Regions from separate parts of the Homo sapiens genome. Here all the other regions are linked to region 3. The links are chromatin loops, found by intact Hi-C in ENCODE. Cell type or tissue: ascending aorta. All regions are shown on one strand. Region 1 overlaps LOC124900354 (a long non-coding RNA gene). Region 2 holds the start of LOC124903485 (a long non-coding RNA gene). Region 3 overlaps SLC12A1 (solute carrier family 12 member 1).

Evidence for each region. Peaks named below come from ENCODE experiments on the same cell type or tissue, not always from the same donor. Only the 100,000 strongest peaks of a DNase experiment are listed, where the experiment ranks them.
Region 1: a loop joins it to region 3, with 4 times the contacts of the local background. A loop is called at or near these places in 8 of 110 quality-filtered maps.
Region 2: it touches region 3 in a loop (5-fold over the local background); 30 of 110 quality-filtered maps call a loop at or near these places.

The regions. Positions count from the first base shown.
Region 1 is chr15:47,986,351-47,990,350 of GRCh38, reverse strand. All of the region lies in intron 1 of LOC124900354 (a long non-coding RNA gene), which reads right to left. It overlaps LOC102724553 (a long non-coding RNA gene), which reads left to right. Exons shown (of 3, transcript XR_001751520.2): 2 at 2,497-2,714. Among named protein-coding and RNA genes, the nearest start is that of SLC24A5, 130 kb to the left of the region's middle. RefSeq lists an enhancer at 2,150-2,199. In ascending aorta, a CTCF peak has its summit at 2,239 (motif pointing right); a DNase peak (open chromatin) is centred at 2,277.
Region 2 is chr15:48,110,025-48,114,024 of GRCh38, reverse strand. LOC124903485 (a long non-coding RNA gene) reads left to right here and starts at 3,903. Exons shown (of 2, transcript XR_007064619.1): 1 at 3,903-4,000. In ascending aorta, a CTCF peak has its summit at 1,584 (motif pointing left); a DNase peak (open chromatin) is centred at 1,544.
Region 3 is chr15:48,249,049-48,253,048 of GRCh38, reverse strand. SLC12A1 (solute carrier family 12 member 1) reads right to left here. Exons shown (of 27, transcript NM_000338.3): 14 at 3,373-3,474; 15 at 1,279-1,434. Among named protein-coding and RNA genes, the nearest start is that of SLC12A1, 45 kb to the right of the region's middle. RefSeq lists an enhancer at 624-1,823. In ascending aorta, a CTCF peak has its summit at 2,251 (motif pointing right); a DNase peak (open chromatin) is centred at 2,308; H3K27ac peaks cover 402 bases.

The DNA of each region.
Region 1 (4,000 bases), 260 kb after region 3:
TAAAAGAAAAGGGCTTGGGGTAGTGTCAGACCCCTGACTCTTCTTCTTCATAACAGACAGGGCTCTCTACAGAGCACCCTTCTAGAGCAGCTTTAGCAACCAAGGGACAGACACCTCAGTCTGTTTTAAGTTTTCTCCTTCCTATTGAAAGGAAGTCCAGAACAAATTCAGGGAGGTTTTCAATAATTACTCATCAACAATCTCATAGTCACAATACTAAAAAAGACTGCTGACATTTTGGTTTATTTTCTAGTACTAGCTACATCTGCACATAACTTTTATTAAGTTTTCTTTAAAAGGATGATTCAAATTTTTGGTCGGTGTGGTTTAAATTTTATTTTTTTTAACTGCTCAAATACATGACCCATAACAGAGGAAATTTGAAGAGTGACTGTTCCACTGATCTACCTAGGTGGGTCTAATATAATTCTTAGAATTCCTCACCACTTCACCTTTTTCAAGTTCGCTGTTTTTTTGTGGGTTTTAGCCCTCTTTAAGTCAATATGACTGTTTTACAGAATCCTTTAGGATCATAATGGGGAAAAGAGGAGAAAAATTGTGGTGGCTTAAAATGTATTCACATTTGTAGTTTCAGATAACTATATAAAAGTCAATCATCAATAATTTGTTAAACACCAATTTGTGCCGGAGTCGCTCTGGAAACTTGCCAGAAACATGGGGGTGAGTATATGAGCCACATAAGCAAAAATCCTCAGTGAGCTCTGGTGAGTGAGATGAGATAATCATGGGAACAATTTGAAAATACTCCAATATGATATGTCATTAAGTACTCAATTTTCTGCTATGGACGTTGGGGAGAAGGGGATTCAGATAGAAAGAGAAAAATATGGGCCAGGCATAGTGGCTCATGCCTGTAATCCCAGCACTTTGGGAGGGTGAGGTGGGAGGATTGCTTGAGCTCAGGAGTTTGAGACGAGCCTGGGCAACATGGTGAAACCTCGTATCTGCAAAACAAAACAAAACAAAACAAAACAAAAAAACAATAAATTAGCCAGGCATGGTGGTGTATCCCTGTAGTCCTAACTACTTGGGTGGCTGAGGTGGGAAGATTGCTTGAGCCTGGGAGGTGGTGACTGCAGTGAGCCGAGATTGTGTCACTGCACACCAGCCTGGGCAACAGAGCTAGACCCTGTCTCAGGAAAAAAGAAAAGAAAGAAAGAAAGGAAGGAAGGAAGAAAGAGAGAGAGAAAGAAAAAAAGAAAGAAAGAGAAAGAAAGGAAGGAAGGAAGGAAAAATATGGACTTATTGCCATTCACAAAAGTCTTTGTGGAAGAAGAGGGGAAACCTAAGCCTTGTTATTTGGTAGTTGGGGTGCAGCCAGGGGAAATGCATTCGTTCAGACAGTGGATGGCAAAGCAGAGTGAGAGTCCATTGCTCTTATATGTTGGTGAAATAGGGTGAGAAATCTCTTGGACCAATGGTCTTTAGACATTCAGTTGACCATCAGGACTGTCCATCAGAGGCTGAATTTTCATTCACTAGACAGGTGAACCTCGGCTTCTCAGCTCTAACTTTTCCTCAGTTGCTCTCCCCTGCACCACCACCCCCAGGTCAATCTTCCTGGGCAGACAGCTCCTCCACAGACAGATGGTTAAACTGCAGGTAACACCTGCAGTGGTGTGGAATTGCACATGGGATATTTCTAAATCATCTAACACAGGTATTCTCACACTTTTATGTATAGCACAGTCACCTGGAGAACTTGTGACATCACATTGCTGGGGCCCACCTACAGAGTTTCCAATTCAATAGGTCTGGGGCCCAGGGCAAGGCCAGGTAAATCATCAGCAGGACCAGTCCTGGATGCTGCTGCTGATGTTGGTCTAGGGACCACACTTTGAGAACCACAGATCTAGGCCATTACGTCAGTTTACAAAAGAGTAACTGAGGCCCAGAGAGATCTCAGAGTTTAAAGACTGCATTAGAAGGCAATTGCCAACCACCCCTTCACCGCTTACCTTGTGCAAAGCCTAGCTTAATCCTCAATTCCTGCAGGGCAAGTCTGACTTTGGTTAGATTTTAATTGTCTGAGAGCTGAACTTCTCTCATCTCAACGAAAGTTCTTGCATATTTAGAAACAGGTCTGCCCAAAGGTAGGAGGATAGACCAACTATCTTTGAGGCTTTTAAGGCTATGACAACATTACATTAGTAAAATAATTTCTTTTACAAATTAAATGTGAATGTGTTAGGTCCATAATCTTACAACCTGTAGGTGGCAGTGCCTTCCTTCTCTATACACAGCTATATGCCTGGTTTCATTTCCTGAGTAGCTGAGAAGCCTGCAATGCATACAGTGTTAGATGCTGGGCCATCTACTCCTTGCCCAAGAAAGCCCCTCCAGGGACAGCTGAATCAGATAACTGGAGTTTGCATTCTGAGAACTATTGTTCTGAATTAACATGTGAGGTTTTAAAATTTTTTCTTATTTTCTTGTTTAACTTATTACATTTTTATCCTCTGCATGGGGTTTTAGACTTAACATCTCTGGAAAGCCAGAAATCAGAGATACAGAGAAGTATTGAAATGCTGAAATGCTATGAATTTACTATAAGAGAACATTCTTCACTGAAGAGATCTCTAGCTGCCAAAACACCCTTTCATGCGTGAAATACCGGGGCAAAGAGGAAGGAAAAGAGAAGAGTATGACTCTAGGAACCATGTTGCAGAAATGCCAAAGGGTGGGACAAACAAGTAAGTGATTGTTCATCAGCTACTGTCAATTATTAAACATGAATTCCTCATTTCCATATGACCCACGACTTGCAGACGACCTGCTGGTACATGAGTTCCATTTTGTCAGTAGTAATTGACATAAAGATACAAAATTAACTCCACTTTTAATCCTAAAATGAAATCATATTGTATGAGTATGAGACATGCACTTGCAAACATCCAGCACTGTCTCCCCTATTCCTAAAGACCCCAGGGCCAGTTCCTTTCCCTAACTTCACTTTTCCTTTAATTGCCACCCCCTCTTTTCAGCTGCTGCCTTAGCAGAGAACACTCTGATCTAATGACTTTTGACCTCCTTTCTGTCTCCACAGAGGCAACCATGATTTCCTGATGTTGTATTCTCTCTTTTAAGCCATGCAAAGATCAATTAATTGCATCTCAGTTAATCTTCCTTCATTGTTCTAACATTCAAATTGAATTGGTTGTCTCCGAGTTTCCAATAGAATTGAGTTTAAACTCTCCTTGGGCATTAAAGTCTGCAGGATGCATTTTCCTCTTATTTATTCAGCCTCATCTGCCATGTCTTACCCTCCTTCCCTGCATTTACTCTGAACCTCACATCATTTCCAAAATGATTGTATGCTTATGCCTTTGTACATTTTGTTCCTTCTGAAAAATTTCTATTCATTTTTGAGAATTAAATGTCATTTTAGGGGAGCATTTCCAGATTTCCACAAACAGCACCTTCCTCATCCTTTAAGACAGCTTTCAGCACATTATAGTGTAATTTGCAGGTGTGCTTGTCTGTTCTGACTCCCAGCCCCTGCCTCACTTTGTTTCACCACCTACTGCAATAGGTCGGTGTTATGATGGTAGCAACTGTTCGATTCTTCTTTATATCCGTAAGACCCAGCATAGAACTGGACAGATAGTGCATGCTAAACATGGATTTTAAATCAATTAATGCTATGCAAGGTACTTTCTTTTGCTTACTTAGGAAAGCCCCTCTTTTCTCAATTTCAACCTTCCCCTTCTGTCTATTATTTCATTTTGTGAGCCCAACACATGGCTTGAGTTCTACAAGTGATAGGTTTGTACCAAGGAAAAGAAAGACAGAAATGTTGAAGCAAAACTGTGAATAGTGATGATTCTTCTTCTACTACTGCTTCTAAAATGTCATTCTCATCAGCTTCTAGAAATCCTTGAAAGTTACCTCAACTTCCCTTTAAGGTATTCACAAATTTTCATCTACATTTTTGTCTCTCCTAGATGAATTTACCTTTCCTCAAGCATCAGAATACAAG
Region 2 (4,000 bases), 140 kb after region 3:
TATTATGTAAAGTTGCATACAGCTAAATTGTTATACAAGTTTGTGCTGAGAACAAATGAAACAAAACTTTGCACCTGCTGGATGTTTGACCTTGGGAAAATCACTTCACTTCTTAGGGCTTCCTTGTTCTCATTTGTGAAATGAAAGGTCTGGGTCAGATATGATTCTAAGATATGTTCTTAATTCTACTCCTAATTAGCATTTGCTAGTATGAAACAATATTAAGCACTGAATGGCTTGTAGTAAAAATGGAAATTTAAATAAATCAATAAATAAGCCATCTCTTGAAATAGCCAAGTTAGCTTACCCATTAAAATCAACACAGCGGTGGTTATTTAGCTGTGATCAAGTTATAGACTGGCAGTCATTTTTTCCCCTTAGGGAAAAACCATTAGAATGATCTTCAGCTCTTACTTGCTCATGGCCCAGCTTCAGGTTAACAGTCTTCTCCCATATACCTGGGCCTCTGATTCCTCTGATTAGTGAGACAGCAGCTGTGATGTTTGGGAATCAAAGCTAACATGTTTACTAAGCACAAGGTATTCACGTACACTATTCAGTACAGTTCCCCCACAGACCCTAATGAATAGAGGAGTAGTTCTCACTGGCTGCTCAATAGATGTGTCTGGTGGGTTTTAAAATTACTGATGATTTGGTACTTACCCAGACCAATTGAATCACAATCTATAAGGATGGCTTAGGGATAGGTATTAAAAAAAATTCCTATGTGATTTTAGGAGGGTGGGGAACTACTGGGGTGAATATTGCTAAGCCCTGCTTTATAGATGATTGATTGAGTCAGTTACCCAAGATCTGAGGATCCATAGCTCATAAGTGAAAAAGCCAGGATGTAGACAAAGGTATGTCTAATGCCAAAGTGCATGAATATCCTTAACTATTAAGCTGAGCCACCTCCTCAGAATCTGTTTCATGAGGGCATGAAACCATGTCTACCTCATTTCCTACAGCACTTCCAGTGTACAACACAGTGCCAGGCACATGCTGGGTATCTAATAAACATTATTGAATGAATGTATAAAGTAGATAAGCTAGTCCACCTTGAATTTTATTTGATAACATCCACAGGACCCTGTAATAACACACTGAGTTTGTTGAGGGTGTGACTGGCTGGGGCCGGTGTTATGGGTGGTAAAAGAATTTACCAGGACAGTTATAGGTAAAAAAAGGCAGATTTGATAAAGTTCGAAGATACATTGCAAGGGTGCAACAGGCAGCACAGCAGAGAAGGGGCTGTCTGCAAAGAGGCAGGGGCTGGAGGGAAGTTTTATGGGGTCATATTGGAGGGGGTACATGCAGATAAGGTATGCAGATCAGGTCCTGCTGCTGGGGTCTACATGTGAATGAGGTATTTGGAAACAGCATGTCTGCAGGTTGTCTGTGATTAGCAGTTTCTCAGAACAATTATTCTCTCCGACCTGGGGCCCCTTCCTTATTGTTGCTCGCTTATCTTATTAGGACTCCGCAGGGTTTTTTGTACATTTGCCTTTCTATCTCATCCAAAATGCCATCTGCCCAGTTCTGGAAGCACTTGTCTGAGATGTCCCCTTACTCAGCGGCTCCATTAGCTCTTCAGCTCCACCTGCTGATGCTTCCACACAGGTTGGGCTTTCCCAGCTTCCCTTGAAGGGAACACAGGCCAATGTAGTGTTAGGAGGCCTGTGAAATCTGTCGTTTGAAAAGGCATTCTGACTCTGCCACTGAATGAAGAATTCGCAATGTTGATCACCCTTGCACTTTATTATCTGCATCCCTATCCCTCAATATGAAGGCTTCCATAGGCGTCCCTGATCACTATGAAGACTAAGGCAGGGAAAGGAAGCAGATGGCTTGGGCTATCCCATACTCTGACTCCAGCTTGTCAATATTACTTGTTTATTTTTAATTTTTTACTGGAATATATAATATACACGCAGAAAACAATGTACATATTTCACAGTTACCTTTTGCAATGTAAACATGCAGAGTCAGATCGCGTGGGTAACATTTAGCAAGATGAGTGAGTGATTGCTAAGAACAATGTGGAGCAGAGTGGATTTTGAATGTAAATGCATTGTTATGTGGAGCCTTCATTACCTCAGTTGCTGCTGTTGCATGGGCAGCTTTCCCTCAGGATCCTGGAACAGGAGGTCAGTATGGGCATCAGCTCGACTAGGAGCTTTCATCTTATCTACTGAGTGTCATTTTTTTTTTTTTTTGTCTCTAACCATCACATGAGTTTCTAACTGGAGCCACAGCCATGACTGAGTGTTGAATGGCATTTCACTCAATGGTTCACATATTCACAAGGCACCTGCCAACTTCCCCAGACCCTTGTCCTTTCCCAGACTCAAGTTAGGCACTAAAACCAGGGTTCAGCACTGGTTTAGAGCATGAGTGAACATTCCTAATTTTCGACCCAATTCAGATTGGTCTAATTTTACTGCTGTATGGCTCCAATGCTGTGAAAATTGTCTAAAACATTTTCAATTCCTAGGAGGTCTTCACTGTCTTCTCAAAGTTATACTTTTTATTTCCTTCACTGGAAGGCATCTTCTAGTCCTCTAAATACTAAGGGGGAGTTTAAATTATTTTGGCAGTAGTCAAGTTTTGCAGATCAAATATTATTTAAAATAAACAATATTTTAGAGTGGAAATAATTTTAGAGCTTGCCAAATCTGGGTTAAAATCTTCCTCCCCATTCTTTCTGAAACAGTCATTGTGGATAATACCATATGCTTTTTAGGCTGTGTGATAAAAAAACAAAAATATCAACCCCTTTTCCCTCTGTACTACTGTATGAGAGCACATTTTATGTTAGTAGAACTTGGCAGAGTCCTTAACTCTCAATGAAACTGAATGCATTGGGCAGGCCATCAGCTGGGGAAAAAATTAACAGATAAGACATTTTCATTAGCTGTATTTACACAGAATGGAATTGGATATTTAGCCTCTGCTCTTTGATACTTGTTGCTCTTACTTCATTTGTGCTAGCCTTACTCTGCCTTTGTTCTCAGAGTTTGAATAAAAGCCTTTCCTGAGTGTTTCAGTATGTGGTGGTTTAAGGAGTGATCTGGAAAAAGGCCTCTTGCTTGGCTTTGCCATTTTCTCCTCTAGCTCTGTTTCATTAGGGGGTTCTGAGGGGGTGGCCAGTGAGAACAAGAAGTGGAGGGGCCCTGACTCAAACACAATAGAGTGTGGAGATTTATTTCCTTCACTTTAATATAATAAACCCCTCAGGGTCTGAGTTAGCACCATCATTTTTCCTTAGTCTTCTATGTGAAGGCTGCCATCCCTGTGTGGGGAGATTAATGCCTCCTTTATTATAAATAATCGGGATGAAGGAATTCATCAGGGATGCTTCAAAATTTGCTGGGCTTAGAAGTTCTCCTACAGGTTTGGAACTCAAAAGCCAAAGAACTGAACATACAAGACTCTGGTCCTGAAGAGAAAAAGCCAACGAATGCTTTATTATAATTCTCTCTGTCCTGGGATAAGAAATGCAAATTACTCAGTGTGCTTTGAAGTCCTTCCTTAGCAATGAGAGAGGGAGGCTGTCATATCTCTGTTGTTGTTGCAGTTGTTGTTGCAGAGGAGGCTGGTGTGGGGCTAGAGAACAAGGAGCAGAATTGACCATAAAGACTGACCATTGTAATCTGAGTAGCTTAGTACATCATGCCCATGCAGTCCAAGACTGTTCCTGGGACTGGAACTATGGCCATTCCTAGTAAGTCTGTCTGCTGAGTGCATGACCTGCAGAAGTCTTTGTGAAAAGGGTCCTTGCGTTTTGGCCTGCTGGGCTGCTGTTTTAGATATGTCCAAGGAATTAGAACTATATTACTTTTTTTCTAGAACATGAGGACACACAAATCTCACCTTTTGCCTTTCTCTCTCTCGTTTTCCAGTTCTTTCTGAAACTATTAGATCACTGTGGTCTACATGGACGTGGGCCTCCCAGATCCCCCTTGAGGAAGGAATGTCACCCCAGCTGCTATGAGTGCCA
Region 3 (4,000 bases):
ATTTAATATACATGGTACTAAAGTCAACACCCAAAGTTCAGATCCAATTGTTTATCCAATTGATTAGCCTGTGGCATCTTCCTATTGCTCACAACATCAGAATCTTTGGCATGACCTTTATGTTTCTTATTTATCTGGCCCCCACCAACTCTTCCAGGCTCTCCCTGTGATCCTTCTCCCCATCACTCAGGAACTTTCTGTGTGTTGAAGGCCTTGAGCCTTCCCAAATATGCTGCCCCGCACTTGCATGTGTCCTTAATGTCATTCATGCTTCACCTTCTGCCCAAAATACCATTCCCTGACTCTGATTAACCAAACCCCAGTTGCTTGCTTTTTTTTTTAATTTAAAAAACCCCTCATTTATTTATTCATTTAAAAAATATTTGTTAAATGTCCACTGAGTGTTTGACTCTGTGAACATAAGTTAGGAACCAAAAAGTTTTCCTGGATAATTCCAAAGTTAATCCTTCCCTCCCCTTTTCTCAGCAATTTGCTCATATTACTCTCATAGTGGTTACTATATTGTATCATAATTAATTCCTTAAGTGTGACTCTGTGAACTCCTTGAGGACAGGGACTATATCTAATTTATCAGGACATCAGAAACAGAAAGTGATGTAATGGAAAGCTTGTCAGGTTGGTTTGGTATCATACACATTCTGGTTATATGGTCAGCTCCATCACATCTTGATTATTACTTTGGCAAGTAGTCAACTCTTTGAACCCCAGTTTCTTCATCTGTAAAATGGGACTAATAGTATTGTGATGATTGAATGAGTGCATGGTATATAATAGGTGCTCAACAAGGTTAACTATTGTTATTCTTATTCTTATTCTTATTTTTTGAGACAGAGTTTCGCTCTTGTTGCCCAGGTTGGAGTGCAGTGGTGTGATCTCGGCTCACTGCAACCTCCGCCTTCCGGTTTCAAGTGATTCTCCTGCCTCAGCCTCCTGAGTAGCTGAGATTACAGGGGCCCGCCACCACACCCAGCTAATTTTTGTATTTTTAGTAGAGATGGGGTTTCACCATGTTGGCCAGGCTGGTCTTGAACTCCTGACCTTGTGATCTGCCTACCTCAGCCTCCTAAAGTGCTGGGATTACAGGTGTGAGCCACTGCACCCGGCCCCAACTATTGTTACTATTATATTGCACGATATTATTAATATCCACCTTACATATGCCTCACCTAAGCCCATAGAAGCTGCTCAATAAATGCTTAATAAATGAGTAGTTAGAGAGAGATTTGGAAACGCTATTCCAGACAGTCATTATCTTACCTGGCTTCTTACAAGTCACATAGACGTAAAGGAAGAATTCAATGACATAGGTGATGACAGCTGCCCACCAGTTGATGACAAACATGACTGCACAGCACAAAACAGCTCCAAAAAGAGATACCCACATGTTGTAAATTCCATACGCAGGTCTCCATCCTGAAAACAAAATATGCAGAAGGAAAACTTCCACTCTACTATGATCATGGCACTGAATATTAGAAGAATGCAGGTAACATGCCTTTTTCCTGACATAAAGAATCAGAACTTTTAGGCCAAGTTCCAGAATCTGTGATTATTTTCCTATGGTCTTGGGTCCCTGGTCTATGAAGATGGTACTTACACCAAATAGAATGCTGTAAAGTTTAGGAAATGTTAAGCATCTGAAAAATATGCCATTCAGGACCCTCCATACTCCGTGCTCCCGACTGTCTTCCCAAACTTCCAAACCTTAAGCATCTAGTATCTATGCCATCAGGAGCTGAAAAGAGGCAGGAGGAATGGAAAGAGTGGGATCTACCAGGTGGGGAGGAGAAACTTCTTGGTTGTCAGAGAAAGAAAAAGAGAAAACAATGGGCTTTTTGCTCCCTTGGAGAAGGTGGAGTAGTCATCAAGGGTCAATCTGCTTGACTTCCTGGTAGCTTCCATTACCCTAAGAGGACAGTGCTTGCCCTTTCAGAAATAATAACTGATGAAAAAAGATGGAGAAATGGCTTTTTAAACTTAAGGGCTAGCAAAGGCTTCTTAAACCCAATGTGTTAATGTGTCATGCATTTTGCAATGAAAATATTTCTCACAGTGCGCACGTGCGTGGGAGTTTTCTGTGTTCTTTTAGTTCCCTGAAATGGAAGCAACTGGAAGACAGTATGGACAGGAGGGAAAAGCTCTGATACGAAGGGCACCTTTTGTTAATGAATGGGGTATGTTTTAAATTAGGAGTTGCCAAAACACAGCAGAACTTTTAAGTGTTTGGGAGCAATTTCCTAAATGGCCACAAGATGGACATAGCACTTCAAGAACATCATTGAAAATAGTCTTATTTTTCTCTGAGTCTGGCTTCCCGTCCGTGTGTGTGTGTGTGTGTGTGTGTGTGTGTGAGGCAGACATTTTCTGGGTTTGTGTATCCATGTGTCTTCCTCTATATGCTGTTCTATATTTTCCTGTCTCTCTCCTTCTTTCCCGTTCTCTTTTTTACTCTTTTCCCTGGCTGCCTCTATTATTTCACCTTATTTTTCAAAAGTGGCCATAACATGGCATGGAGTCACACATTTCTGTGTTAACAAAACACACAAAGAAACAAAAATACTCTGCTACTTTCTGTAGCCTAGTATTCGTTAGATTAAGATTGGTCTGCCATCTATATTTTGTCTTATTGGCAGCAAGTTTTTCCAAAGGAGGCTTAATATCTTGTCAGGCCCTCAATGAGTGGAAATGTGTTTATATATCCGGTAAAAGTTCTCAAGGTGGAGAACTTTCTGAAGGTAGATAATGACAACTCTCTATTCTGGTAGAAAGGCAGAAGAAACTGTAGTGGACAATGAAAGCAAAGAAGAGGTGAGGAGTGACTAGAAAGGGGAAGGTTCTTTGGTGTGAAATTTTGAACAGCTTTAAACCACAGCCCAAAGGGTGCACTGATGCCACCAGCATCAATGCAGCCTGTCTACATTGCCTCCACTCAGCAGGTAATTATGGGAACTACTCATCCTTCTCTTCTGCACCATGGGCAGGAAACAAATTTGATAGTAAGGAAGTTTCAAATATATAGATTAATTCCACTTCTGTGGTCACTTTCACCCTGGAAATAAATAGTGGTGTTTTTCTACTGCTGAAATAAGTGTGGTTTCTCTTGCAATGAATAATTTATTGCCACAGGAGAAAATTGACTTTCTGGTTGGTCAAAAAGGCCATTGCTCAAATGATTCTTTTTCTATTTCAAAACTCATCCCCAAACTCACCAAAATAAAGTGGATTACGCTTCCCACTAGGATATAAGGAAACATATAAACACAGATTGAACACTTTTCACTGATTTATTTCGTTTTATTGAGACAAACTAACTGTTTGCTTAGGCATATTTTAGTTTGGAAGTCAGCTTACCTGGAGATTTGGCATAAGAGGCATGGAAGCAGGAGAAATTAATAAGTGCATATGAGGCCAGGAAAAAGTTGGAGATGATGGGAGCAATGGTGTTCAGTTCCGCTGTAAAAGTAACAGAATTGAACATGTACGTATGAGTGATGAGACCAGGGGCTGAACAGCTGTTATAGCCTCGAAGCTTGAATTTATTTGGAAATTGAAAACATAGCGAGCATCTGTCAAAGTTTAAGAAGTTAGTCATTTTTCTTTGGGGATACATATTTACTCTTAGCTAGGGTTTCCATAAAGTAAGTAATAAAAAAGCCTACCAATCAGAAAATAGACAATCGAGACCTCTACTACAAAAAGTTCAAGTGGCAATGGGTAGATGTGCGACTGGGCATACAATTAACTCCCTGTAGCTTTTCTGGAGGCATCTAATCCTGTGTTCTATAACTGTTATGTATGCAATAAGTAGGCTCTGCAGGATATTAGTTAAACAGCAGTGCACCGAAAACTCCCCAGTTGAAATCTCCCTGCATAGGCCCAATATGTGTTCTCTGATTTTCAGGACTCTTTGTCATTCATACCTTTTTCACATCTCTAGAGAGTTCTACCTCTGAAGGCTAGCCAAAATATTATTATTATT